Regions from separate parts of the Homo sapiens genome. Here region 1 is linked to region 2. A link is a loop called in an ENCODE intact Hi-C map of the cell type or tissue named here. Cell type or tissue: tibial artery. All regions are shown on one strand. Each heading gives the region's core, and the rest is flanking DNA. Links, peaks and the distances in the headings are about the cores only.

What was found. Peaks named below come from ENCODE experiments on the same cell type or tissue, not always from the same donor. Only the 100,000 strongest peaks of a DNase experiment are listed, where the experiment ranks them.
Region 1: a loop joins it to region 2, with 9 times the contacts of the local background. A loop is called at or near these places in 89 of 110 quality-filtered maps.

What each region holds. Positions count from the first base shown.
Region 1 is chr10:69,710,284-69,727,003 of GRCh38, reverse strand. No RefSeq gene overlaps it. Among named protein-coding and RNA genes, the nearest start is that of LINC02651, 34 kb to the right of the region's middle. In tibial artery, for the core only: a CTCF peak has its summit at 9,868 (motif pointing right); DNase peaks (open chromatin) are centred at 9,823, 10,733, 11,293, 11,913 and 1 weaker place; H3K27ac peaks cover 2,339 bases.
Region 2 is chr10:69,642,342-69,652,726 of GRCh38, reverse strand. No RefSeq gene overlaps it. Among named protein-coding and RNA genes, the nearest start is that of FAM241B, 17 kb to the right of the region's middle. RefSeq lists an enhancer at 1-212. In tibial artery, for the core only: a CTCF peak has its summit at 7,986 (motif pointing left); a DNase peak (open chromatin) is centred at 6,186; H3K27ac peaks cover 672 bases.

The sequences.
Region 1 (16,720 bases), core at 7,271-12,270, 72 kb before region 2:
GGTTTGGGTCATGAAACTCCTACTAAACCAAGCACCATGTCCAAGGAAAATGAAATATCTGGTTTGCCCCTGGAGCCAAGGAGTGTGGGCAGCCCCCAGTGCCTCAGCGTACATTGCGAGTAGAGGAGTGGCTCCCCAATGGAAAATTGAGAAGCTGTAACCAGGGGGAGGGAGAATGGAGGCTGGACAGACAGACCAGCAGCTGCCCGTCTTAGACTCTGGGGCTCAGTGTCGTTTTCTGTAAAGGGGGTATAATGACACCACCTCAAAGTCAGTGTGACAATGGGTAGCAAGAGCATTATGACAACCCTAAGCTACTGTGAGGATGAAGGAAGGAAACTAGGGGCACCTGGTGCTTCATTTGGGGGACATCTGACATTCACAACACACCTGCTCCTTAAGAGAAAGCCCCACAGAGCTGGGGGTGATGGTACATAACTGTAGTATCAGGAGGCCAAGGCAGGAAGATTGCTTGAGCCCAGGAGTTCAAGGCTGCAGTGAGGTAGTATCACACCACTGCACTTCAGCCTGGGTGACAGAGTGAGACCCTGTGTCTAAAAAAGAAAGAAAGCCCTATGGAATGTAAAATGGCACAGCCACTTTGGAAAACAGGATGGAGGTTCCTTAAAAAAATTAAACGTCGAATTACCATATGGTCCAGCCATGCTACTTCTGGATCTATAGAAGTAAAAGAATTGGAAGCAGGGACTCAAACAGATCTGTGTACACCCATGTTCATAGCAGCATTACTCACAGCAGCCAAAAGGTGGAAGGAACCCAACCACCCATCAAACATAAATGGATAAACAAAATGTGGGCTATCCATACAATGGAATCCTATCCAGCCTTAAAAAGCAAGGAAATTCTGACACATGCTAAAACACGGATGAACCTGGAGGACATTACGCTAAGTGAAATAAGCCAGTCACAAATAGAAAAAATACTGTATGATTCCATTTACGTGAGGTAACTAGAGGAGCCAAATTCACAGAGATAGAAAGCAGAATGGTGGTTACCAGGGGCTGGAGGGGAAGGAGGAATGGGAGTGTTCATGTTTAATGGGTAGAGGGTTTCGGTTTTACAAGTTGGAAAAGTTCTGGAGATAGATGGTAGCGATGGCTACACAACAATGTCATTGTGTTTAATGTCACTAAACTGTATACCTAAAAATTATTAAAATGGTAAGTTTTAGTCTATGTATATTTTATCATTATTTAATAAAGCTTTTAAAAAGAAGCAAAGAAAGCCCCACAGAAGACATGCTGAACTCAAAACTTTCCTTTCAGAAGCCATGGCTGCCCCGAAGCCCTCAAATCATGCCAAGGGCACAGCTGGGTTTTGCTTTCCTTCCCCTCTGCCTTATTTTTCTCCCTCCTCACTCTTGCTGCTGGGGGTTGCACCCCACAATAAAACATTAGCACATAAATTTGACCACAGGCTGTGTTTCCAGGGGAACCTAGGATAAAGTACTTACCTTTGCAAAGCCAGCACAATACCTAGCAAAAATAAGTGCTAGGGAATATTTGTTGGATGGATGGATTGGATGGATGGATGGATTGGATGGATGGATGGAGGGATGGATGGATGGATGGATGGATGGATGGATGGATGGATGGATGGATGGGCTTTGCTAGTAGAATGCAGTAAGGAACTCTCTCTTGATTAGAGAAGCAAATGTAGATACCTACATATTCAAGCTCAAAACACTGGTCCACACAGTCAGGAAAACACTGTCCCGCATAGGCTGCCCCATTCTCCCACATACCAGAAACTCCCATCAGGCACTCCCCTGACCTGTCTATAGCTCTGTCTCTTCCAGATCAAGACTTCTGTGAATGAGCCAAGGCTGTGTTTGTAGAGGTGGAAAAGAGATTGCTGACGAATGGAAGACAACTCTGCAGTGGACAGAAACCCTCCTGGAAAATGACGTCGGAGCAAACACACGTGTTTTGTGCACCAAATGCTGCCCTGAGCACTGTGTGGGTAAACTCTCCTAGTCCTCACAGCACCCCTATTACAAATGAGGAAACTGAGACAGAGGTGAAGTTGCCTCCTCAAAGTCACCCAGCCAGTAAGAAGCTGAGACAGGGTTCGAACTCATGGCCACCTGCTCCAACAGGGTGCTCCCACCACCATTCTTGTGGACAGTGGAGGCAATTTTGTTCTTTGTCAGCCTGATCTAGTGATCCTGGTTATCCCACCATCCCAGTCAGGGCAGCCTTTGAGTAAGCTGGGCTTCCCCTCTCCTGGGTGGCCTTCACAAATCCCTGTAACATTTGGCTTGACAGAGGAGATCCACCCCAAACATCTACTCAGGAGAGAGACCTGAACGACTCCTTTCTCTCTGCTGGGATCTGTAGGAAGGGGAAGGATGGAGGAGAGGCTCCAGTCTGGGTGGAGATTTCTGAGCCCCCTCTTGCAAAGGCTTCTCCGTTATCTGAATGGAAGGCCTCTGGGGATTTTTCCTCAGGTGGAGGAAAGTGGAGAAGACAGGGCAAGGAGTGAGGAAGAGAGGCCAAGAGCACGAGGTGGCTTCACCCCTTCCCTGCCAGGCCCGATGTGAGGAGACCCGAGAGGACTTTGCCCCCACATACACTTGGCTGGCTCCTTCTTGTCATTCAGGTGACAATTCAAATATCACCTCCCCCAGGAAGCCTTCCTTTATCACAGTCTAAAGCAACCCCTCACGCCATCCTGCCCAGGACCATCAGTCATTGTCTACATGGCACTTAACACTCTTGTACGTTGGCTTCCTATTTGTTTGCGTGTTTCTGGTCTGCCTCCTGGAACTATAATGCATGTGCCATGAGACGAGGGACTCCATGCTTAGCTGTGTCCAGCACCTCCACCGTGCCCAGCACACTGTGAGTGCTTGGGAAATATTTGCAAAATGAATGACTGGGAATGTCAACAAGCACTTGCTAAGTCTCAGGCAAAAGAAACCAACCATAAAACAATCTTCTAAATGTAATGGATGATACAAAGGGGGAAGATCAGATAAATGTGTTCTGTTTGCTATTTCTAGTTGATGCTGAATTTTTTTTCTACTTTGCATAAACTCAGGAGATGGACACAAGAGACTACCTTCTGATCAGGTAGATCAGAAACAGACTGGATTATGCAGTTGAACAAGTTGTGCCACCCACGCTGCAGTCTTGAAGAAGGGCACTCCCTGGAGTTGTGCAGTGCACAACCTGTGCTCTGGAGCAGGCAGCCCTGATAACTGTGTGTGAAAGAGAAAGACAACAGGAAAGGAAAGAAAGAGATATTTTGGTTTGTAGAAGGAAGGATTGGAACAGACCTAGGTAACCATCTACTTTAACTGCTCTCCTCATTTTTTTCCAAATTAAAAAATTACAATAAGCTGGGCATGATGGCTCACGCCTGTAATCCCAGCACTTTGGGAGGCCAAGGTGGGCGGATCACTAGGTCAAGAGATCGAGACCAGCCTGGCCAACATGGTGAAACCCCATCTCTACTAAAAATACAAAAATTAGCTGGGTGTGGTGGCATGCGCCTGTAATTCCAGCTACTTGGGAAGCTGAGCCAGGAGAATCGCTTGAACCTGGGAGGCAGAGGTTGCAGTGAGCTGAGATCATGCCACTGTACTCCAGCCTGGGCAACAGATCGAGACTCCATCTCAAAAAAAAAAAAAAAAAAAAACAGTAAAATGCATATAATAAAATTTACCAATTTAACTATTTAGGTATACAGTTCAGTGGTATTGAACACACTCATAATGTGCATCCGTCACCACTATCTCCACAATTCTTTACATTTGCAAAACTGAAACTCTATCCCCACTAAACAAAAACTCCCCTCTCCTCCTTCCCCCAGGCCCCAGCTACCACCAGTCTACCTTCTGTCTCTCTGAATTTGACTATTCTGGTTACCATCCACAAGTGAAATCATACAGTATTTGTCTCTCTGGGACTGGTTTACTTCATTTGGCATCATGTCCTCCAGGTTCCTCCGTGTCGTAGCATGTGCCAGAGTTTCCTTCCTTGTCAAGGCCGAATAATATCCCACTGTATGTATTCTCCCTCTCATTTTACAAGTGAGAAAAATGAGACCCGGAGATGTGAAACAACTTCACAGAGCAAAAAAGAAACAAAGCCAGCCAGAGCTCCACAAAGTGCTAATAACATCAACACCTTCGTGTCTCTGATTAGTTTGTCACCTTGTAGTGGTAAAGAAGACCTTTCACTCCATGTGTTTCCAGGACCCTGGTCCAAAGTTGTGGTTGAAAACTTACACTGCTCAAAGGCGGCAACCAGGTCTCCAACTGAGTAAACTACAAAAGGTCAGAGACAGTACCTGTCTCATTCACCACCGAAGCCCCTGCCCCCGGGGGACCCAAGCTCAAGGGTGGTATGCAGTAGGCACTCAGATAATGACAGCAAACCTTTCCTCAGCCCTTCCTACCTGCCAAGTGCTGTTTTAAGCACGTTACCACTTTATATCCAGTATTAACTCATTGAATCCTCTCAGCGCCCTTATGAAGCAAGTTTTAGTGACATCTCCATGGGGAAACTGAGGCACAGAGTGGTTACGTAGCTCATGCACGATACACAGCAGTAATGAATAAACAAGTAAACAAATGAACCTGTTATGTTGTCATTGAGACCTTCTAAAATATCCCCCCCAGGACCTCAGAGTCTCGTCCCTCCCATGGCTGAGGAGCTGCCTAGCGCTGTTAACAGCGCTCATAGTTTGGGGAGGAGCCTTGATAGAGTCTCAAGATGAGGAGCGCAGCAGGCCTGCGGAGGAAGTGTATTTTGTTTGCTATTCTGGAGGCGCTAAGTGGGAAGGTGGCAGGGCCCTGTCCACACACTCACACACACACCGTGTCTCAGCTGACAGGAAGAGGAAATGCCTTGCATTTTCCAGCCCCTTGTCCCCAGGCCAAACCTAAATGCCAGCCTAAAAATACAGCCTGGAAGCAGAGCTGTGATAACAGCTCTCTCCTGTCTCTGTCACCACCTCCCCTTCCCTTACCCCCTCAGGTTTATTTTCGAATGAGGACACCGCATAGAAGTAACTTGATGCTGGTGAAACCTGAGTGCTTTCCTTTCATGTCTCCTTCCATTCAGGTTTCTGGAGGGGAAGAGAAGGAAAGGAGGGAAGCATGGCTGCCTTTGTCCAGGAGGAAAGCAAAGGGGATGGGGTGGACAGCAGTACAAACAGGCCCTTTCGGCCTGATTTAGTGACCTGGTTGGCAATGAGAATTTGTCATGCTGAGTGCCATGCCAGGCACGGTGTAGAGAGCTGGAGTCAAATATACCATCCCTGTCCCCAAGGCACTTTCACGCTCAACAGGGCTTGCACCAAAACACTGGAAAGAAGAGCGCAATGCCCTGGGGCAAACATTGGGGTCCTCCAACCAGTTATAAAAGGTCACCCCTGCCAGGGCCAATAAAAGCCAAGGAGGAGTAAATGCTTGAAAACTTCCCTGCTACCCATTACTGGAAACAAGGCAAGGATGTCCACTTTTGCCATTCCTACTTAACATTGCACTGGGGTTGCAGCCAGTGTAATAAGGCAAGAAAAAGAAATTTAAAACATCCAGATTTGAAAGGAAGAAGTAAACTGTCTTTATTTGCAGATAACATAAATGTCTACATAGAAAATCCTATAGGTGCCTGTAATCCCAGCTACTTGGGAGGCTGAGGCAGGAGGCAGAGGTTGCAGTGAGCTGAGACTGCCCCACTGCACACCAGCCTGGGCAACAAGAATGAAACTTTGTCTCAAAGAAAAAAAAAAGAAAATCATATAAAACTTACAAAAAAGGTACTAGAATTAATAAGTGAGTAGGAAGATTATAGAATTTAAGATCATTATACAAAAATCAATTGTATTTCGAATATACTAGCAACCAAGAATCAGAAATTGAAATTTAAAATACTACCATAGGCTGGGCTTGGTGGCTCATGCCTGTAATCCCAGCACTTTGGGAGGCCAAGGTGGGTGGATCACCTGAGGTCAGGAGTTCAAGATCAGCCTGGCCAACATGGTGAAACAAAGTCTCTATTAAAAATACAAAAAATTAGCCAGGCATGATGATGGGCACCTGTAATCCCAGCTACTTGGGAGGCTGAGGCAGGAGAATCTTTCGAACCCGGGAGGTGGAGGTTCTAGTGAGTCGAGATGGCACCATTGCGCTCCAGCCTGGGCAACAAGAGCAAAACTCTGTCTCAAATAAAATAAAATAAAATAAAATAAAATAAAATAAAATAAAATACTACCATTTACAATAGAATGAAAAAATATGAAATACTTAGGGATAAATCTGGCAAAAGATGTGTAAGACCTTACACTGAGAACTACAAAGCACTGCTGAGTGAAATTATAAAGCTAAATAAATTGAGAGATATACTGTGTTCTTGGATTGGAAGACAATATTATAAGACAATATTTCCACCGAATTGATATATAGAATCAATAAAATCCCCATTAAATCAATAAAATCCCCGTTAAAATCCCAGTAGGGTTTTTGTAGACATTGACAAACTGATTCTAAAGTTATATGGAAATACAAAGGATGTAGAACAGCCAAAACAACTTTGAAAAAGAACAATATTGAAAGACTTACTCTATGTGATTGTATGACTTATTAAAAACTATAGTAATCAAGACAATAGGGTATTGGTATGAAGATAGACAATAGATCAATAGTGGACATTTAGTCTGGAACGAGAGATAGGGGTCATTCTTACAGAGTCAGAAGGCAGCCCAGGTACACAGTCCAATCACCAGGTAAGCACCAGCGGACAGGTCCATCTTAGTAAAGGCTATGGCCAAACATCCACCCACAGAGAAGGAGATCTGTACCTGGGAGAAAGTAATAGAGTCTAAAAGTAGACCCACTTGTATGTGATCAACTGATTTTTGACAGAGGTGCCGGGTAATGCGTAAAAGATAATCTTTTCAACAAATGGTGCTGGAACAATTAGACAATTAGATACCCACATGCAAAAATAAATAAATAAATAGGAACTTGAATTCATAAATAACTTAGATTCATAACTTGCACCATATATAAAAGTTAGCTCAAAAGAACATAGACCTAAATGTAAGAGCTAAATTTACAAAATTAGAAGAAAACATAGGAGGAACCCTAGTGACTTGGATTTGGAAAAGGTTTTATAAATGTAATGCAAAAAGCACAAACTATTAAAAATAAATACATTGGGCTTCAAAATTTTAAAAGTTTGCTCTTCAAAAATATATGCTTATGAAAATGAAATGGCAAACCACACACTGGGAAAAATATTTGCAACAAATTTATCCAGCAAAGGCCTTATATCTAGACTATATATAAAGAATTCTTACAACTCAATCAAACAGCAAACAACCCCATTTTTAATTATTTATTTATTTATTTTAATTTTTTTTTTTTTGAGATGAAGTCTCTCTCTGTCGCCCAAACTGGAGTGCAAAGGTATGATCTCAGCTCACTGCAACCTCCACCTCCCGGGTTCAAGTGATTCTCCCGCCTCAGCCTCCCGGGTAGCTGGGATTACAGGCACCAGCCATCATGCCCAGCTAATTTTTGTATTTTTGGAGAGACAGAGTTTCATCATGATGGCCAGGCTGGTCTTGAACTCCTGACCTCAGGTGATCCATCTGCCTCAGCCTTCCAAAGTGCTGGGATTACAGTTGTGAGCCACTGCGCCTGGCCGAACCCAATTTTTTAAGTGGGCAAAATATTTGAACTGACATTTCACCAAAGAAGATATGTGGATAACAAATAAGCATGTGAAAAGATGCTCAATACCATTAGTCATTAGGAAAATGCAAATTGAACACCCACTAGAGTGGCTAAAAATAGCTTAAAAAGACTAACTTTAGTGAGTGTTGGCCAGCACATGGAGCAACTGGAACTCACACACGCTGCTGCAGAGAATGTAAGATGACATTCCATTACAGAAAACAGTTTAACAACTTCTTTCCACCCAAGAAAAATGAAAGCATTTGCCCATGTGTGCATGAATGCTCATAGCAGCTTTCTTTGTAATAGCCAAAAACTGGGAACAACTCAAACGTCCATCAGCAGATGAATGGAAATACAAATTGTGGTCCTTCCACACAATGGAACACCACTCAGTGATAAAGAGCCATGAACTGCTGACACACACAGTAATGTGGATGGCCACCAAATTAATTAGGCAGAATAAAAGAAATTGGACCCAAGAAAGTATACACTGTATGCATCCATTAATAGAACATTCTAGAAAAATTCAAATTCATCTATAGTGACAGAAAGCAGATCAACTTTTGAGGGTGATAAGGATGTTCACTGTCTTGATTGTGGTGATCGTTTCACAATGTATACATATGTCAACATTTTTTATTAAGTTGAACACTTTAAATATAGGCAATTCATGCTCTATCAGTTATACCTCGATAAAGCTATTTTTAAAGTGTTTTTTTAAAAAGATAAGGGCGAGGTGCAGTGGCTCATGCCTGTAATCCCAGCAATTTGAGAGACCCAGGTGGGAAGATTGCTTGAGCCCAGGAGTTCAAGACCAGCCTGGGCAACATGGTGAAGCCCCATTTCTACGAAATAGTACAAAAATTAACGGGTGTGGAAGTGCGTATCTGTGGTCCCAGCTACTCAGGTGGCTGAGGTGGGAGGATCAATTGAGCCTGGAAGGTCGAGGCTGCAGTGAGCCGTGATTGTGCCACTGTACTCTAGCCTGGGCAACAAACAAGACCCTGTCTCCAAGTAAATAAATAAAGGGAAGAATAGGCCTAGGCAAGGATTCTAAACTAATTTTTGGTTATGGTCCTTTGAGAATCTGATGGAAAACCACATAAAATTGGACACACACAAATCCCACACAATTCCAGGTGGGTTTGTGGACCCTCAGTGGCCTGCGGCGCCCACCCTCAGGCCCCAGGTTTCACGCCCCTGGTCTACAGTAGCATCAATGACCACACGTGTTCACATGCTGACTCTCCACCCTAAAATAATGCTGGACCCCTTCCCCTCGGTATAGCTCACCCTCCCCTGGGCCAAGAACATGCATTTATGACAAAGTTGATAGATATTACAGTAAGACACTGCACCCTGAGAGAGAGCCACAGGGTGGGCCCACCATGGAGTCAAGCCCAGAGGGCTGGCCATTGGTGCACTGCGTGCTGACCCCTGAACTACGGGCCCATAGCATCATGAAAGCTCAGAGCAGCCATCCTGGGGGAGCTGGAGGAAACAGGGACATGTTCTGCTTTCTCGGTCTTCTTCTTCTGCCTTGGTCTCCCAGACACGGGCCTCCTTCACTGTGGCCAGAGGCTTGGCCATAGCCTTTAGTGAGCCGGACCTACCTGCTGGTGCTTACCTGGTGATTGGACTCTGGATGCAGTCTGATCCCTGACTTTGTAAGAATGCCCGTTGGTCCTAGCCCCAGACTGAATTCTAACTCTCATCACCACTGCTCCTAACACTGACCCCACATTGACTCAAGTGCGTTACAAACCACAAGGGAGTCCAGATCAGGAACTGTGGGTGCTCAGAGCAGCTGAGCCTTCTTGGAGACACAGAACAAAAGCTGTGTTTTCAATCCTGTTGCCTCGAAGCCTGAGCCAGTGCAGGTGGATCGGTGCTGACGGTGATGATAACGAGAAGGAAAAGGTGAAACGGGCAGAAAGAGCCTCAGTGTGATTTGGCTGCGTGAGCAAATCCGTCCCACCCTTCAGAGTCTCAACCTGCGATCCTTCGTCTAAACTGGATTTTGGCTCTGCAGACCCTGAAATAGGAAGACAAAGAAGAGACACAGAACAGCCCTCCCTGCCCTCCCCTGATTTACCCCATTCTACCTGAGTCCCTGGGGAGAAATGCTCAAACCCAAACCTCCCAGCAGAGGGCGCCCTGTGCCTTCTAACTCGGCACAGTGGCGGTTTCCTGGGTGCCAGGAGGGGAGTCCTTGGTTCCCAGGTGCCCAGCCAGGCCGAATGGCAGGAGGAGGGAGCTTCTGGCCAAACCGCTCCTGAGACTCCCCTCCTGGTCCCTCCTGAGTTGTCAACTGTCTGTGCCTTGTGGTGGATGGTGTCGGTGGGTTCAGAGATGCCTTTGGCTGGGACCGTGCAGGGAGGATGCTCTCTCTCTATCCCCTCAAAGTTCCCTAGTGGTTAGTGGGCACCCACCCACAAAAACACTGTAGGGCTCTGGCTGCCCCAGCCTGCCCCATGCCTAAGGAACTAGCTTCCTGCCCTCCAACAGGGTCTAATCTGAGAATCCTGGACCACATAAAAACGCACACCTGTTGGGGTGAGGGACGGTGCCAGCTCAGTGGCTCTATCCTAGCTGCCCATCACAGTCACCTGAAAAGCTCTGTAAACACACCAGTACCTGGTTCGCTCTCCACCAATAAGCAGAGATTCTGGAGGTAGGGCCCAGGAGAAGTATTTTTCTCAGGTCCCAGGGCTGAGAACCAAGGGACAGAGGCTCTGCCGGATGGCTCAGCCCTTGTGCTCCAAGTGTGGCCCCAGGACACAGCATCGCCTGGGAGCTTGTTAGAAATGCGGGGTCTTGGGCCCCACCTCACGCCTCCTCACCCGGGAGCTGCAGCTTCACAAGATCTCCAGGTGATTCACGGCACATAAAAGTTTGGGAAGTGCTGACTCCTGACACCAAGAGGTTGATTTTGTGATTGGGCTGTGGGAAGCAGACCAAAAATAGTTGCCACATGGCACGTGAACAAGTGTTAGCAGAACAGAGAGAGCTGCAGGACATTTAAAAATGGGAGCCCTCTGAGTGCCGGAGTATTCAGAAGGCTTCTTGGTGGAGGCAGAATTTCAGCAGCCTTGAAGTCAGGTCAGTGAAGAGGGTGAGGAGATATTTCAGGAGGGGTCATGGCTCAGTGAGGGCCCCGGGGAGGAAAGCACATGGCGCATCGGGACACAGCGAAGAGGCAGCCTGGGGGAGAAGGACCTCCTTAGAGAGCAGGCAGAAGTCCACCTGGACAGGGAGTTTGGAGCCAGCCAAGGGGACCCGTGACTGTTGGGCAGAGGAGTTAGAGTTTTCTCTGTAGGCAAAGGGGAGCAATTGAAGATTCTTGAGCAGCAAAATAGCCTGTAAATAAGAGCTTTGAAAAATATACCAGAAAAAAAATGGGAGGAGAGATGGAACAGAATGGCCCGCTTTCCCCATAGTCCCAGACAGGGTGATTAATAAAGAAAACAAGAAAAGGAATAGCTACATTTTTCTGGTGCTTACTATATTCCCAGCATGATTCCAAGTGCTTGCTTTGGTTACAAGTAGAGTTGACGTTCAGCCGGTGCACACCAGCAAGCTTCTGGGTGGCATCTTAACTGAGGGGTCAGAGTCTCCAAAGCCCCTATTGTGAAACATGTTGAATGTCATCCCTGGTTAAATCTAGGCCTCTGTCCAACAGACCACGTGCAACCCCCAGCACAGTCAAGTAGCACAACCACAAGGAGCCTTGATTTCTCCTGTGTTAAATGGAGTTAGCAGTAACTGCACCCCATGGAGTTTCAGTGAAGATTGAAGAAGGCCATTTATGTAACACGCTTAGCAAAATGTCTGGCGCAAAATGTGTGGATAAATGGAGCTATTGTCATTCGGCAGAGCCTCGTGTGAGGGAGTGATGCTGGAGACTGGAGGCTGAGTGTCTCATCTGTGCCTACTTCAGACTTCTGGACCACCTGCTTCCCTTGCAGGCTGTGGGTAAGGGCTCCATTCCCAAACCCCATCCCATCCTCTTAGCTATGGCCAAGTAGACCCAGCTCCTGGAAGACAGCGTGCTGCTTCAGGATGAAGCCTTCTCACGTCTTTCAGCTTGAACCCCCTTCCTTTGGGCTGACCCCCATTTGCCCGTGAATACCTAGTTCAGTGAACAAAAGAGAAACTGAGTCCAGGGCACAGTCCCTGAGCGCTGAGACTGGATTGGAAGCCCCTACCAACACCCTGTGGCCATTGTCCCCAGCACTACCATCACTGCCATCTTCGGTGTCCTGGCTGCCTCCCCACCATGCTGTGTAAGGACTCTTTGGGTCCCGGAATTCCCAGGCTCAGCGCTGTGGCCTGAAGGCTTGGCCCAGCAATTGGCAGGGCGCAGGCAAGCAATAATATTGAGTGAATGAATGAATGAGCATTCTCTCCTAGAGTTCCTGCATCTGGGGGAAGGTAGTGTGACTTCATGGTTGAGAGCTGTCAGACAACCTGGATTTAAATCCTGGATCTCCCATTTACTAGCTGTGTGACTTGGAGCAAGCTACTTAACCTCTCTGTGCCTCCATCTCTGCGCCTATAAGATGGGCTAATACAGTTGTGATGAATTAATTAATTAATATGCATAAAGCACTCAGCACAGGTTCTGGCAGGGGTAATCTCTCAATAAATCATACCTGGAATTATCATTATGGTGATTATCGTTAACTCTTAGCTCCCTGGGCTTGCAAACAAGCCTGGCTCTTCAGAATAGAGACATCTAGGGTGCAGGAGCCCCCACCACCCTGTCCTTGGCAGGCGGGAGAGGATTTCAGGACAGGCAGCGGCCTGGCCTGCAGGCTGGAAAGGTGTGCTGGGAGGATTCCTCCAGCTGCTTCCTCCCTGTACCCCTCTAACCCAAACTTCCTCTGGGAGTGGATTGAGCTGCAAGGTGACTTCCTTTGCCTGTGATCCTAAGTCCCTCACCTCATTGCATCTGGGACAGAGCCCCGGACTCCATGACCCCCACCTCATTTCCAAAAAGATTAGACCAAGCAGGTTCCCCCACACTTTCCCTTCTTCCCCAACCTCTCCCACCAAGTCATAGGTCAGCATCCCCCAAAATGTGCTCTTTAAGACACAAGTCCTGAGGGGAGCTCCCCAGTCAAGTGCTTCATGTCACAGTTGTTTTTTTGTTTGTTTGTTTGTTTGTTTTGAGACGGAGTCTTGCTCTGTCGCCCAGGCTAGAGTGCAGTGGCGCGATCTCAGCTTACTGCCAGCTCCGCCTCCCGGGTTCATGCCATTCTCCTGCCTCAGCCTTCTGAGTAGCTGGGACTACAGGCGCCCGCCACCACGCCCCGCTAATTTTTTGTATTTTTAATAGAGACAGGGTTTCACCATGTTGGCCAGGATGGTCTCGATCTCCTGACCTCGTGATCCGCCCGCCTTGGCCTCTCAAAGTGCTGGGATTACAGGTGTGAGCCACTGCGACTGGCCCATGTCACAGTTTTATGCTGCAGCCCTAGTGCTTCCTAATGCACATTTGTTACTAAAGGCCCTGACAAGTCCTGCAGCATACAACATTGTTTCTCTCTTGTATCAGCTTCCTAGGGCTGCCATAACATATTACCACAAATGTGATGGCCTAAAAACAACAGAAATTTATCTCTCACCATTCTGGAGGCCACAGATCTGAAATCAAGGAATGGGTAGGACTGTCCTTCCTCAAAAGGCCCTAGAGGAGAATCCTCCCTTGTCTCTTCCAGCTCCTGATGGCTCCAGGCATCTTTTGGTTTGGGGCTGCATGACTCCAGTCTCTGCCTCACTCCTTACGTGCCCCTCTACCCTGCAGGTCTCCCTCACCTTTTACTCATCATTGGATTGGGGCCCGCCCTAAATCCAGGGTAATCTCATCTTGAGACCCTGGATTACATCTGCCGAGTACACTCTTTCCAAATAAGGTCACTTTCACAAGTTCCTGGGGTTAAGACATGGACATACCTTTTGGGGAGCACCATTCAACTCACGACACCTCTGTTCAAGCTAGAGTTTTCCAAACTTTGGTTATGGAATTGTCTCTGACTTTTTAATAAATGTTTATTAATTTATAAGACACGGCCAGGCATGGTGGCTCACACTTGTAATGCCAGCACTTTGGGAGGCTGAGGCGGGCAGATCACGAGATCAGGAGATTGAGACTATCCTGGCCAACACAGTGAAACTCCGTCTCTACTAAAAATACAAAAAAAATTTAGCCAGGCACGATGGCAGGCACCTGTAATCCCAGCTACTCGGGAGGCTGAGGCAGGAGAATCGCTTGAACCCAGGCAGCAGAGGTTGCAGTGAGCCACACTGCACTCCAGAGCCTGGGCGACAGAGTGAGACTCCGTCTCAAAAAAAAAAAAAAAAAAAAAAAGCACACATTTATAAGACATAGTTTGGGAAGCACTTGTCACACATCTGGGAGCACTGGAAGCTACAACCTGGATCGTCCTATCTAGTTACTGCTCCTTGTCTAACATCACCCAGGGAGTCACTGGCAGGGTCCAGGCTGGGACTCTGAAGTCCTGACAACCAGAACACTGCCCCTACTGCCATGCTAATTCCTGAAAGGTCACAGCACTCCTAGGCCCCAGACAAGCTGCCCGTGGCCCATCTGACCCGACAGTCCCAAGACCCACCAACAATGGTCCTCTCTGAGAAGGACGCCAGCCAGGGCCATCCACACACCAGGACAGCTGCCGGCTGAGCATCAGGGAGACCTGGAAAATAAATGATGAGATGGGCTGGGGGCCTGGCTCCCGGGGCTGGAGATTGATGCGGCCACAGCCAAAGCGACATAATGGGCCTTGCGGGCCAGCCGGGCGGGAGATAAAAGGCAAGGGACATAAATAACCCAGGAAAGAAAGGGCGAAAAGCCGGCCCACAGGAATAAATCCCTGGTCCCTGACAGGCTCAGTGTGGGAGTCAGGGCAGTGTCTCTGGGCAGGGGTGGGTGAGAGGGTAGGGGGGCTGCGTGATGGGCTGCCAACCGCCCTCCGCTGCCCTCCCAGGGCTCTTGGTCACACTTGCCCCCACACACCACACTCATGGGGGCAGTAGGGGACGGGATAAAGCCCAGACAGGAAGTCGCCCTCTCTGCCTCAGTTTCCTCCTTGGTAAAATGAGGTGAGGTGCTAGGTCAGTGTTTCTTCAGAGGGGCTTAAGGACCACCTGCATCAACATGACCTGGGAAGCTTGTTTAACATGTGAATTCCTGGGTCCCTCACAGATTTATAAAATAAGAACTTCTGAGGGAGGGTCTAGGACCAGCCCAGCTAACAAGCTTCCCAGGTGGGAAACCTGCTGGAACAGATGAACCCTAATATCCCTGCCATCATATGGATTGGATGGATGGTTGGTTGGATGGATGGATGGATGGATGGATGGATGGATGGATGGATGGATGGATGGATGGATGATGGATGGATGAATGGATGTCTGGTTGAAGAGATGGATGGATGGATGGATGGATGGATAAAGAGATGAGTGGACAGAGAGATGGACAGGCAGAGAGGTAGACGGGCAGATAGGCAAATTGTCAATATGTGGTTAAGTGAATAGATGAATGGATAATAGATGTTTGCTACCATTTATTAACTTCCTATGTGTTAACTTCCTATGTGTTTGCTACCATTTATTAACTTCCTATGTGTGCTTCCTATGTGTTAGGCTGAATGCTTTGCTTGTGTTTATCTACTATAATTCAATTTTTACTCTAATACTCCAAATTCGCAGAAGATTAAACTGACTCAGAAGTTCCATGACCCACCTAGGGTGAGTGCAGCGCCAAAATTCAGCCCAGTCCTGTGCTATCCAGAGCCAGTGCCCCTGACCACCACAGTGTGCTATGCAAGACAGAAGGGACACCGGGACATCCTCCAGTCAATGAGCATGACCAGTGTGTTGTCTTTATGACCCTGACATCTCTTAAGGTAGAATCTGACCCCAAAATTCCCCATCCCATCCCCACTTGGCCCTTACTGTCTCTGTGCCCAGGGGTCTGGGTGAGAGCAAGAAGAGCTTGCAGTCCTCCCAGCTGGAGGCAGTAGGCACTCATTTTTCCTGGTGGCTCATGCACTCCTCCTGTTCTTTTTAGGTGTTCCCAAACCTTCCTACTTCCCCAGTTCTCCAGGGAGCCAGCACTCCTCTAATGTCCCCCACACCACCCCAGCCTTTTGCTCTCCCCTCTGGTGAGGGCCCCACCTGCCTCCCAAGGACCATGGGGAAGACTGGGCCAAGGGTCCCTGAGAAAGGAATTTTGCTGCATTGAGGACTGGGGTCAGGGTGGGGGCTGAACCTGGCCTCTGGACATGATTTTTCAGGAGATTCAAAGAGGAAGGCTCTGCTCAATGGGGCCTGCTGCAGAAGAAAATGGAAACCAGATGTGTGTGCCGTGGGGGGAAAATCTACTCAAGACGGGGGCATTAGCACCTCATTCCCACTATTCTCAGCCATGGCTTCGGATCACTGGAGGGGAGAAGGGCAGGGGGCCTCCCAGCTGCCTTTTTCACTCAGAAGAGAAGAGAGGGGAAGAGAACCTTCCAGATCAGTAGAAAGCTCCAAGCCCTCTGGGAATTCTGGGCTGAACAGACAGAACAAAACAGGAGTTGTGCTGGTCAGGGCCAAGACACGGAGGCCCAAGGCATGAAATTGCTGAGACAAGATCACATAGCATGGCCATTTCGGCAAGATGCGGCCAGTCCTTTGTTCTCCCCCTGGAGTTCCGCCATTGTCATTCCTTCCAAGCAAAACTCCCCTCCCAACCCTTGGTGAATATGAAGCTGCTCCTGGGAAGAGCACAATGTTAAGTCATTTCCAGCCATCCCACTGTGACAGCAAATTAGGTGGTCACAGATCTCTAATTTTAAAGTGGAGAATGATCTCCCATAATCTAGCCTAGTGGTTCTCAATCCTGGCTGCATATTCAAACCACCTGGGGTAGATAGGGAGTGGGGCATTAAAAAAGAAAACACACAGGTGTCCCGGTGCAAGCACAGAGTCTGCTTC
Region 2 (10,385 bases), core at 5,386-10,385:
ACACCTTCAAGCCTGCAGGGATAAGGGGGGGCCTTCCTAGGCACCAGAGACTGCAGAGATGCCTGGGTCCACAGTCACAGCTGGGCGACTGCAGCTGTGCCCAGGAGGGCAGGACTCTTGCCTGCTCCTGGCCCCCAAAAGCATGGGGAGGCCAGGTCCACAGCAACAACTTGGGCAGCTGCAGCCACGCCCGGCTCCTGCCAGCTCTACCCTGGGCCCAGGTCTGCCTCAGGGCCCCTCTCTGCTGGCCCCTCTGCCTCTAACTGTGCTGCTCCCCCACCATCAGGTGACTCTGCCCGGCCCCATTGCAGTGGCCCCCAGGGCAGCGGACTCTGGGAGGCTCCCAGGGGCAGGCTCCAGGGACTGTCTGCCTCCTCCCTGCAGCAGAAGTGGGCGACAGTGGCAATGTAGAGGCAGAGTCCAGAGCGGCGGAGGCTCCAGGCCTGGCAGTGGGTCCCACTCAGCCACACAACTGTGAGAAAGGTGCAGTCAGCTGCCTCGGGTATGGGGGGCACAGGGGATGCAGGGCACAGGGATCCCACTGCCACCACTGCCACTCCCACATCTGCTCTTGTGGCCACCGCCTGCACCCCACTGCTGCAGCCAGTGCAATGGCAGCAGCCGCTCCGAGCAGCCCGCCGCTGCTAATCAGCTTGACCCAGGGGCTCAAAAATGTCACCAAGGACCTAGTTTCATTGTTTCACCTCTGCTTCTCATGGCTTTATCTTTATCATAAGGCTGACTTCCTGTGTGATCTCAAGGTGACTTTTAGAATCTCCCTTGACTACATGCTCATCTCTCACATCAGAGACAGAGACAAGAGACAAGAGAGAGAGAACCTCTCAGCAGGCAAAGCAGATGTCCCGAGATTCACTCTGATTGAACCACATGTCCACCCAGGAGCCAGTGGCCGAGGCCAAGAATGGAATATGCTGGCTGGTGTGAACCCAGCGGGATCCATTTCTACCAGAAGCTGGAGCAGAGTTCGCTGCGTCCGCAGCATAAGGGCTTTGTGCAGGACAGGTGGATCCTCAGGGAATAACAGGGCCCTGGGACGAAAGCAGAGGAGCAGGTCGTGGCAGCCAGAAAAGCCCAGTGTACCTTCCCCAGTCCCCAGGGTGCAGGCTGCTCACCCTGACTCTGAGCCCCCAGGAGCCCTGTTTCCTGCTTTCCCTGCACTGTTGTCACACGCACATTAGACTATGAACATGGTGACAGCAAGAACCACCACTTATTGACCTCTATATGCCCCAGTCTCAGGACTTTTCTCAGGCCTCGTACTTGACAGGCATTCGGCCAATGCTTGTTCAATGGCAAAACCCAGACAAAGCTGCCCATGCAGGACTCCCATGACATAGACGTCCCTCTGCCCAAAGTGGCCATAACAACTTCCTGTTTGTTTTAAAACATGGATGCTTATTCTTTTCCTTGCGTGATTTCTTAATTTGGGAAATGAAGTATGACTCCAGGAAGCGGGTTTGTAGGTGCCTCACTGCCTGTGCTTCCTGCTCCCGGCAGAGGTGGGACGGAGGTTTGCAGCTTCCTCCAGATGCCCACATCCCCCCGGGGTGGCGGATGACATAAATGTGGTTACTCCCAAGCCCAATCACGGCATCCATGCAGCAGAGACATTGGGGCAGCCCCAGGAAACCCAGCGTTGGGCACATCACAAGCTTGGACTCTGGGACTAAAAACAGCCTCAGGCAAGGATCAAAGAGTTCTTCCCACCGTGGAAGAAACCCCAGGGGACGTGAGCTCATCACATACTCTCCAGATGGGGGGTCTCCAGATGGGGGACGGGCTGGCTGGCCAAATGTCACTGTCTCCTTTGCTACATTCTTTATCTAGTCCACAGGGTTCCAATAGTGGCCGAAGACCCACAGCTTCGCCCCTACCCCACCAGCCTCATCAGGCCTGTCCTAGGGCCATGAGGGAAGAAAGGACCCGAGACTGGCTCCTAGGCCTCAGCCAGTCCATCAACCAAGGAAGTGCTCAGTCACATGCCCAAGGGGACCTGGAGACTGTAGTGGGCTACCCCCCAGACCTCCCTGCACAGACCAGCTGTGTAACCCCTTGCTCCTATTCCTCAACCTACCCTCCCCACTGCACCCCCACCCCCCAGGGCTGGCCAGTAGAAATAGGGCCAGAACATAAGAAATTGTTAGGAATTGAGTAGCATGCAGCCCCAAGACACACTCCTGCTCTTCTTCAAGGCAGCTGTAGACACCACTTACTCTTCAACCAATCTTTGTCTTGCCGCTTGAAAAGTGTAAACAAGGAGGGACAAGGCAGTCATAGCCCCAAGGAAGGGGCCGCAAGCTAGCACTGGTATCCTAGGAGCCAGGCAGCTGGAATTTGAGGAGAAAGCTGCAGGATGTCCGGCAGGTGGCCTCACTCCTCTGCACTTTCTAGGCATTGCCAAGGGCAAGAGCCGCAGGGAGATGTGGAAGGAGAGGGAAGCATTTTGCACTCCAGGCAGGGTTCAGGGCAAAGTGAACAGGAGTAAGGTCCATGTTCCTGACTTTGAGTGGAGGGTGGGGCAGAGGGGTGACACTCAGACACCCACTGCCACTGAGCCACCCTCACCCCTCAAAGACTTGTCTAAGATGCAGCAGCTCAGCTTCTGTCTGCTTTACTCATGGGGCTTCTGAACAAGAAGGCGAGGGGGATTCAAAGGGGTACACTGCACACGCTTTTGATGAGCATCTCTGGGGCTCCAGGGCTCCTACCGTGGCTGGGGAGGAAACTCAGGCTGGAGGGGAGTCATTGGAGGGCAGTGGGGGCAGTCAGGCAGAACTTCAAGAACCTCAGAGGGACATCTCCCCCTCAACCCTGTCCTCGCCCACAGGAAAGCACGGCACTGGGCAACAGCCAATGAGAGTGAAGGGCATGGGCTGCATTCCCTGGGGCTGTGTACAAATCCCACTTTTCAAAACCAGTTTCAGTTCCAGGCTTTGTCCTGTGGGGTGGTGGTGTGTCGGGGCTTTGGCCCGAGGGGAGCCAGCTGAAGGCACCTGGTGGGGTCAGGCTTCCTGCTGAGCCCCTCATCCAAGCAGGCCTGGGTCCCCCTTCAGAAGCCACCACAGCCAGGCCTGTTGGGGCTTTCATTTTTCTTTGGAAAATTCTTTAGGCTACTTTGCATTTATCCCCATAGACTGCTCCCCTCAACACACACACAAACACACACACAAACACACACATACTCATAAAACACAAGCAACCCACAAGGCCTTTCTATGCTACTGTGGATTCCCACCCATCCTTCTCAGTGTATGCACATTCCTTTGGGATAATTTTATGTATTGTGGATAAAAATTATGTGTGTATTTTTATCTTGCTCTGTCCACTGGATATATCACCTACATATTTTAATATGTAAACACTGAGTGATAGCACTGGCTATTTTAAAAAAGAAAACCTCGCCGGGCATGGTGGCTCACGCCTGTAATCCCAGCACTTTGGGAGGCCAAGGCGGGCAGATCATGAGGTCAAAAGATCGAGACCATCCTGGCCAACATGGTGAAACCCCGTCTCTACTAAAAATACAAAAATTAGCTGAGCATGGTGGTGCGCACCTGTAGTCCCAGCTACTCGGGAGGCTGAGGCAGGAGAATCGCTTGAACCTGGGAGGTGGAGGTTGCAGTGAGCTGAGATAGTGCCACTGCTCTCCAGCCTGGGCAACAGAGCAAGAATCCATCTCAAAAGAAAACAGAAAAAGAAAAAGAAAACAACTGGAGAAGGTGATGCCTTAACCCCAAATGATTCTTAAATGGGATTATTCAAGGCACTGCAGCCTGAGGGCCGGGGGTAGAGGAAGAGAAGAGAGGGTTGAAAATGCTAGTTCTGAAAAGCTCTAAGCACAGGGTGCGCCGGGTGTCCAAGGAGAAACAGCTGGCCCTGGTCCTGGGCCTAGGGCCTGTTCTGTCTGCCTCCTGGCCCCACCTCTCCTAGGTGAGGGAAATGGTGACACCTGGAAGCAGCCCCAGAAGCCTCCAGGGTGGGGCCTCAGCCAATCCCACCCCGAGGACGTCCCCTTGAGCACCATTCAGCCACAGAGGAGAAGACAGGCTCAGCAGACAGGGGCAGAGCCCAGATCCCTGCTGAAGGGTGGAGGGCCCAGGTTCCATAAAAAGGAAATGCAGGGCCCAGCACGGTGGCTCACACCTGTAATCCCAGCACTTTGGGAAGCCAAGACAGGTGGGCTACTTGAGCTCAGGAGTTCAAGACCAGCCTGGGCAACATGGCAAAATGCCATCCCTACAAAAAATACAAAAATTAGCTGGGTGTGGTGGCATATACCTGTGGTCCCAGCTACTCAAGAGGCTGAGGTAGGAGGATCACTTGAGCCCAGGATGTCGAGGCTGCAGTGAGCTGAGATCACACCACTGCACTCCAGTCTGGGCAACAGAGAGAGGCCTGTCTCTGGAAAAGAAAAAAAAAAACAAAAAAGAAATTCAGAAACTCAAAAGCAAAATTAGGCATAAAAGTGAAAACTTGTTTAGAATGAGAGAAGTCCAAACAAATAACAAGATTTAAGGAGCTGAGAAATTCCACAAACTTCGCGAAATTCAAAACAATATTCCAGACCCTGAATCTGCCTCTGCACCTTCCCAGCCACATGCTCCTCCATGCCCCACCTGCCACACTCCCCACCAGCAAAAGGGCCTGCTCAGGTCAACCCCAAACACTGCACCTTCTTGCCTAGCACAATAGGCAGGAAGAATGTGCCTGGAAGCCATTCCCACCCCACGATGGCCTTGACCTTGACCTTGACCATACATGGCAGTGCCACGAGCATGTAAATACATCTCCCTAAACCCAAATAGACTCCCCAACTCAGCATTCCCTTAGCCAGGTCCCAGTGGTTCCCTACCTGGCCACTTGTCAGTGCTCTTAACTGATTTCAGTTAAAGTACTTTATACAATTTTTACAAAAACATGTGACCATGTGGACCCATTATTGCTAGGGCCACCCCCAGAGCCTTGTGAGGCTCCAGTGCACCGAAGGGCCCCCAGGCTGAAGCTTCATCAGCTTCCGACGGCTCCACCCCTGCTGGGGACCATCACTCTTCACTGCACACTTTGTCTGGCTGGCTTCTGCTGCAGTGTAAATGTCACCTCCTCCTGACCCCTAGCCTAAAGTAGGCATATGCTGTTCTCTATCAAAGAACCTAGGTTTTGCCTGCGTGGTATTTTTCACAATTTGTAGCTATATCCTTGTGTATTTATTGTTTGATGTCTGTCTCTCCCACCAGACTGTTGTTCCCCAGAAGGCAGGGACCACATCTGTCTTGTCCACCATGGGTTTCCAAAACCTAGTGCCTATTAAGCCCCCATCCATAATGACAGGGTGAGTAAAAGGTGCGCCGCTTCATGATTCTGAGTTACACTTTGTAAGTGGCAGAGTAGGTGCTGGATGAGCTGCTCCCTCATCACCCGCCTCTGCTGAGCCATCTCCTCTCAACAGGAAAAGCTAACTGCCTGCTAAGTCCACGCACGCACAAAGATACAAAAACCTAAAATAAAACAACAGAAAGGAGGAAACGATACCAGGGATATCATGGGGAATCATCTATGGAACACCATCCCTTTATAATGTTTATTAGAAATATGAAAAATATCATACAAAATAGAGAAACATAAGAGCAGTGCTTCTGAACAAATCAATCGGGAAGTTCTGGAAGGCTCAAAAGTAAGCAAGACGGAGACACAGGGTGGAATGGGTTAAACCCACTATGCACACATGAAACACACTACATGATATAAACATTTCTTAGAAATATGAAATTCAGCTGGAAAATAGATTGGCCAAAGGCATAAGAAAGAGGAAGAAAGAGAGTGAAAGAGAGGGAGAGTGAAAGGGAGAAAGCAATCATTAAGAACTCAAAATTTAGCAAAATGAGAAAAGTTACCTAAAAGACTCATGATTCTCAGCCTGAGCTCATACCAGTCTGTCCTGTCTGCAGTGTGGCACATGTGAGGAACAGAACTTTCAGGCTTGTCATCAGCCTGACAATGCTCGTGTGGAGTTGGTTTTGGGCCTGGCACGGGAGTGGGGAGGCCACCAACCCTCATGCCACTCCACAGAAAGGCCTCCTGGGGCCTCAACTCTGCTCACTGGGAACTCTCACTCCCAGAGGGGAATCCAGGAGTCCAGGAGCAGAGAGCTGATATTCCTCCTGTCCCCAGGCCTGTTTCCATGGTGACAGCGACCCTCACGCTGTGAACACCAAGAAGGGAAGCCAGATCACAGGTCCTTGGAAGCAGAGCAAGCTCTCCCTCCTGGGGGCCTCCTTGCCAGCTCCTCTCAGCCCCAGCCCCCAGCCCCCAGCCCCCAGCACGGAAGTCCTTTGTCTCTAGCTGTGTCTGTAACTGCCTTGCTGCCCCTCGGCCTCCCCTCCAGCCCCCCTTCTCTGTCTGCCGAGTAGCACATGTTCTCCCGCCTCCTGATTGATCTACTCAGGGAGAATGGGGGGAAACGACTCTTTAATTAATCTCCTGCCTTAATTAATTATTGTAATGGCTTTCAACTTGGGGGGAACGAGGGCCACAATGTACTTAACATGTTTTTATGTCGACGAACACATTTTCTACTTTGCAGAGAAAGAAGAGGCCTGTTTTGGGTTTGGGGCTGCGGAGTGATTTATAAAGGGCATTAACACCAGAGGACTCCTGCTGCGGACTCATGGGTTGGCTTTCTCTGGTGACCAACTTTCACCCTCCACCTCTCCCTCTCCCTTCGAGCTCCCCCAGTCTGCCCACCTCTCATTCCTCCCTTTCCGGTACTTCTCCCTCTTCTAACCTACCTCTTTTGCCTGGATTCACTTTGCTCGTTATTCCCACCTCACCCTCTCACTCTCACTCTTTCTCCAAAGACCCTTAAGGAAAATGGCCGCCGAGCAGAAGCTCTGAGGGTTGGCGTGCATTGGCGGCATGGAACAAGTCAGGGGCCTGGAAGGACACTGTGGGCAGAAAAGGTGGGCACCGGGTCAGCTTTGGCCTGTTTCTCTGTGGTGACCACTCACGCACCCTATGAAAGGCGGAGAAGGTTACCAGGAATACCTCGTATAAATAAAATGCTTTCCAGGCCTCAGTGGCCCTGGGTGTGAAGCCCTTTGGAGAAGGCTTCAGGTTCGCCGTGAGTGGGGAAAACGCTGTCTGGGCTAGCGGAATTTCTGGAGAGAAGAAGAAGAAGTAAAGAAGAAAAACAGTCCCACAAATCACTCCTCAGTGAGGTGAGAGTATCCACGGCAACCCGCCCAGGGCTGAGCACCAAGGAGGCAGGAGATGTACCGTCACCATGGAAACCACATCCTAGAAACTCACTGGTATTGGTCCCTGTTTGCCTCTGCAGATGAGGTGCTGGGGGTGGGGGCTAGACCTGCAGGGTCCCTGGAGGAACTGGGACGAGGTGAGCGTGAGGAAAGAGATAAGAAGGGGCAGGAGAGATGAGCGAGGGGAGAGGACAGGAAGGAGAGATGGAGAGAGCGCAGGAAAGGTGAAGGGAGGAGGGGAAGTTCCCAGGAATGAGACAGCCTCTCTCAGGGGCATCCTGAGCTCTCTGGCCCTTCCCCAGCAGGGGACGAAGTGCCCTGTGCCAAGCGAGGGGGTGTGCCGGGGAGCTGAGCCAGGTGAAAAGGCCTGAGCTGAGGCCCAGGCTGAGTCTTGCTGTTGGAGAGAGGCACCCACCCATCCTGGCTGCTTTTATTCCATCTCTGGTTATCATCTAGTCAAGATGAGTAAATGGAGCACACCTGGGCGCCCATTCACTGCCCACACTGCAACCTTCCAAAGGGTCTGGGACCAGAGGAACCCAATGTGCGGTCTCCAGTCCCTCCCCTGCCCCTGGGTGCCCACGCACAAGCATGCCCGGGCGGGAGGGTGATTGGAAGCTGAGCTCCAAAGCTGGCCTCTTGCCCTAATTACACCCAGATCCCGGGTTGCCATTCTCTTTTTCTGGAAATTAAGTGGCAGCTGGGTGCCTAGCGCCACCTTCTGGCAGCCATGATCAGAAATGGCTGGTCCCAGCAGGACCTCCACAGCAGAGCCAGGGATCCGCTCTTCAAGCCAGGCGTCAAACTAGGACCCTCCACCAAACGCCCTTCGGATGGCCTGTGGGCCAGATGAACTGTTCAGTCAAAGAAGCCACAGAGCGCATCCAGTTTAGAGAACCAGCACCAGCTCTGACACTGATGGGCTGTGTGATCTTGGCAAGCCCGTTGCCTCACTGGCCTTCAGTGTCCCATCTGTGCAACAGAGGCTTGGGCCAAATTGCCCAGCAGAGGTCTGAGTGCCTTGACTCCAGCCAGAATCTAGTCCCTACCTGGGGTATTCTGTGGAGTCTGAGGGGAGAAGCTAGAACCCCTCCTCCAGTGTCCCTCAGAACCGCTCCATGGCCCGGGGGCTCTGTAAGCCCCACATGGTTCAAGGGGGCCCAGCACAGGCGGGTATCAGTTTCCTATCACCTTCCCCTTATCAGGCAGGCCCCGCCAAGAAGCGGGCAGAAATGGAAGCCGCAGGACACACAGCACCCACTGCAAGGCATGCCCCTGCCCTCCTCCTAGACCACGGCAGCCCCACCTGCCCTCCTCTGTAGTCTGAAAGAACCCCTGGACCACAAGGCTCCTAGAAATCGGCTAGAGGAGGAGGAGCACTGGAGAACTGGCATTCTCCCAGTTGATGCTGGCACCTCCTGCCCTTCCTCCATTTTCTGCAGGTGAAGCCCCACTTCAGGACAAGGGGCCAAGTGTACGATGCTTCCTCAGCACCTGTGACTGAGCACACGGCTACTGAGCTGCCTGCTGGCAATCAAGGGAGCCAGCCAGGGCTGCAGGAGGGGGGTCTAGAGGGGACTGTGGTCACCCTGGTGTCCTGGAAAGTCACTAGGTAAGTGAATAGAGGTTCTGAGTTGGAGAGCCAAGTTCAAATCACAGCTTTCCGTTAGTAGTTCCACAATCTCATGATGTCTTCTCATCTGCTAGTTGAAGAAAATGGCAGAATCTTCCTCTCAGCGTTCTGCTGAGGATTAAGCAAGGTCATGTATGTACAGCCCTTAGCAGCACTCATCGTCACAGACTCCAATTCAGAAGATTCCAGATTTGGGCCAGGCCAACTCTGACTCATCCCAATATTAAGAGCATGTTTAAAGTACAATCTTGAGTGTTCCTTCCATCAGTAACTACTTATTGAGCACCTACTACATGCCAAGCACTGCGGTGGACCGCAGGACTAGAACAACAAAGAAGACAGACACGAGGCCAGATTTCATGGAGCTTCTCACCTGGTGGGAGGCAAGGGAGAGTCGTGAATAAACATCAAACAAGGACACAAAGAATGAGTTTCTCTGCATTGTGATGAGGAAGCAAAGACGCCAAGGGAGCATATGACCAGGAAGCTGACCTCGTCTGGGTGGTCACGGATGATTTGTCTTCACCTCTTTCTTCTTCCTGCTGATGGGAATGACAGCACGATGGCTGGAGCTTTGCAGCCATCTTGAACGATGAGGCACAGGTGCTGGATGAGGGGCCTGCATTCCTGATAACCTTGTGAAGGTACCTAAGCCCCCTCTGTATTCTCTACTCCTAACTTACAGGGAGAAAATGACTTTTATATTGTCTAAAGATGGTGTTGTTTTCACTGAACTGCTGAAGTGGAGTTAGTGTTGCACACACCGCCTCTTCATTAGACTGTAAGAACCTTGGGGGAAGATGGAGGGCAGCACCCAGCACAGGGCCTTCCTATAGAAGGGAGTCTCAGTGGCTATTTGTGGAATTCGCTGATTAAGCAGGAAGGAGTTGAGAGGAGACAGAAGAATCACTGGACAGACAAATCAAGGGACAAGAAGCTTGAACCATTTCTAGAGACGTCTGAGGACGGAGCCGAAAGAAGGTGAGACAGAGACTCAGCAGCCAAGGACAGGGCCTGATTGAACAAGTTAAAGGACTTGAACCCAGGGAGATAAGTGACTTCTGAAACAAGTACCTTAAGGTGTTGGAGGGCTCCTCAGGGACAGCTTGATGCTGACTGTGGCCTTGAGTGTAATGTCCAAGGAAGACCCAAGAAATGGGGAGCAGAGGGACCTGGGTTTAAATCCTGCCACTTAACAGCTGAGTGAGTTCAGGTAAGTTCCCTGCCTCTCTGAGTCTTAAGTTTATCAATACAACAACTTAAATAGATGGGATAATATGTGTGAAATCCTCTACACCCTGCCTGGTACATGGTAGGCACCCAATCAATTGTAATCGTGGCCATCAAGCTATCAGGTGCTATGGTTGATGGACTTAAGGTGACCCCATGATCCCAGCCTCCTGGTGTTCATGCGTTTCTGTGATCCCCTCCCCTGGTGAGTGGGACCTGTGACTGGCTTCCAACCAACAGAACACGGC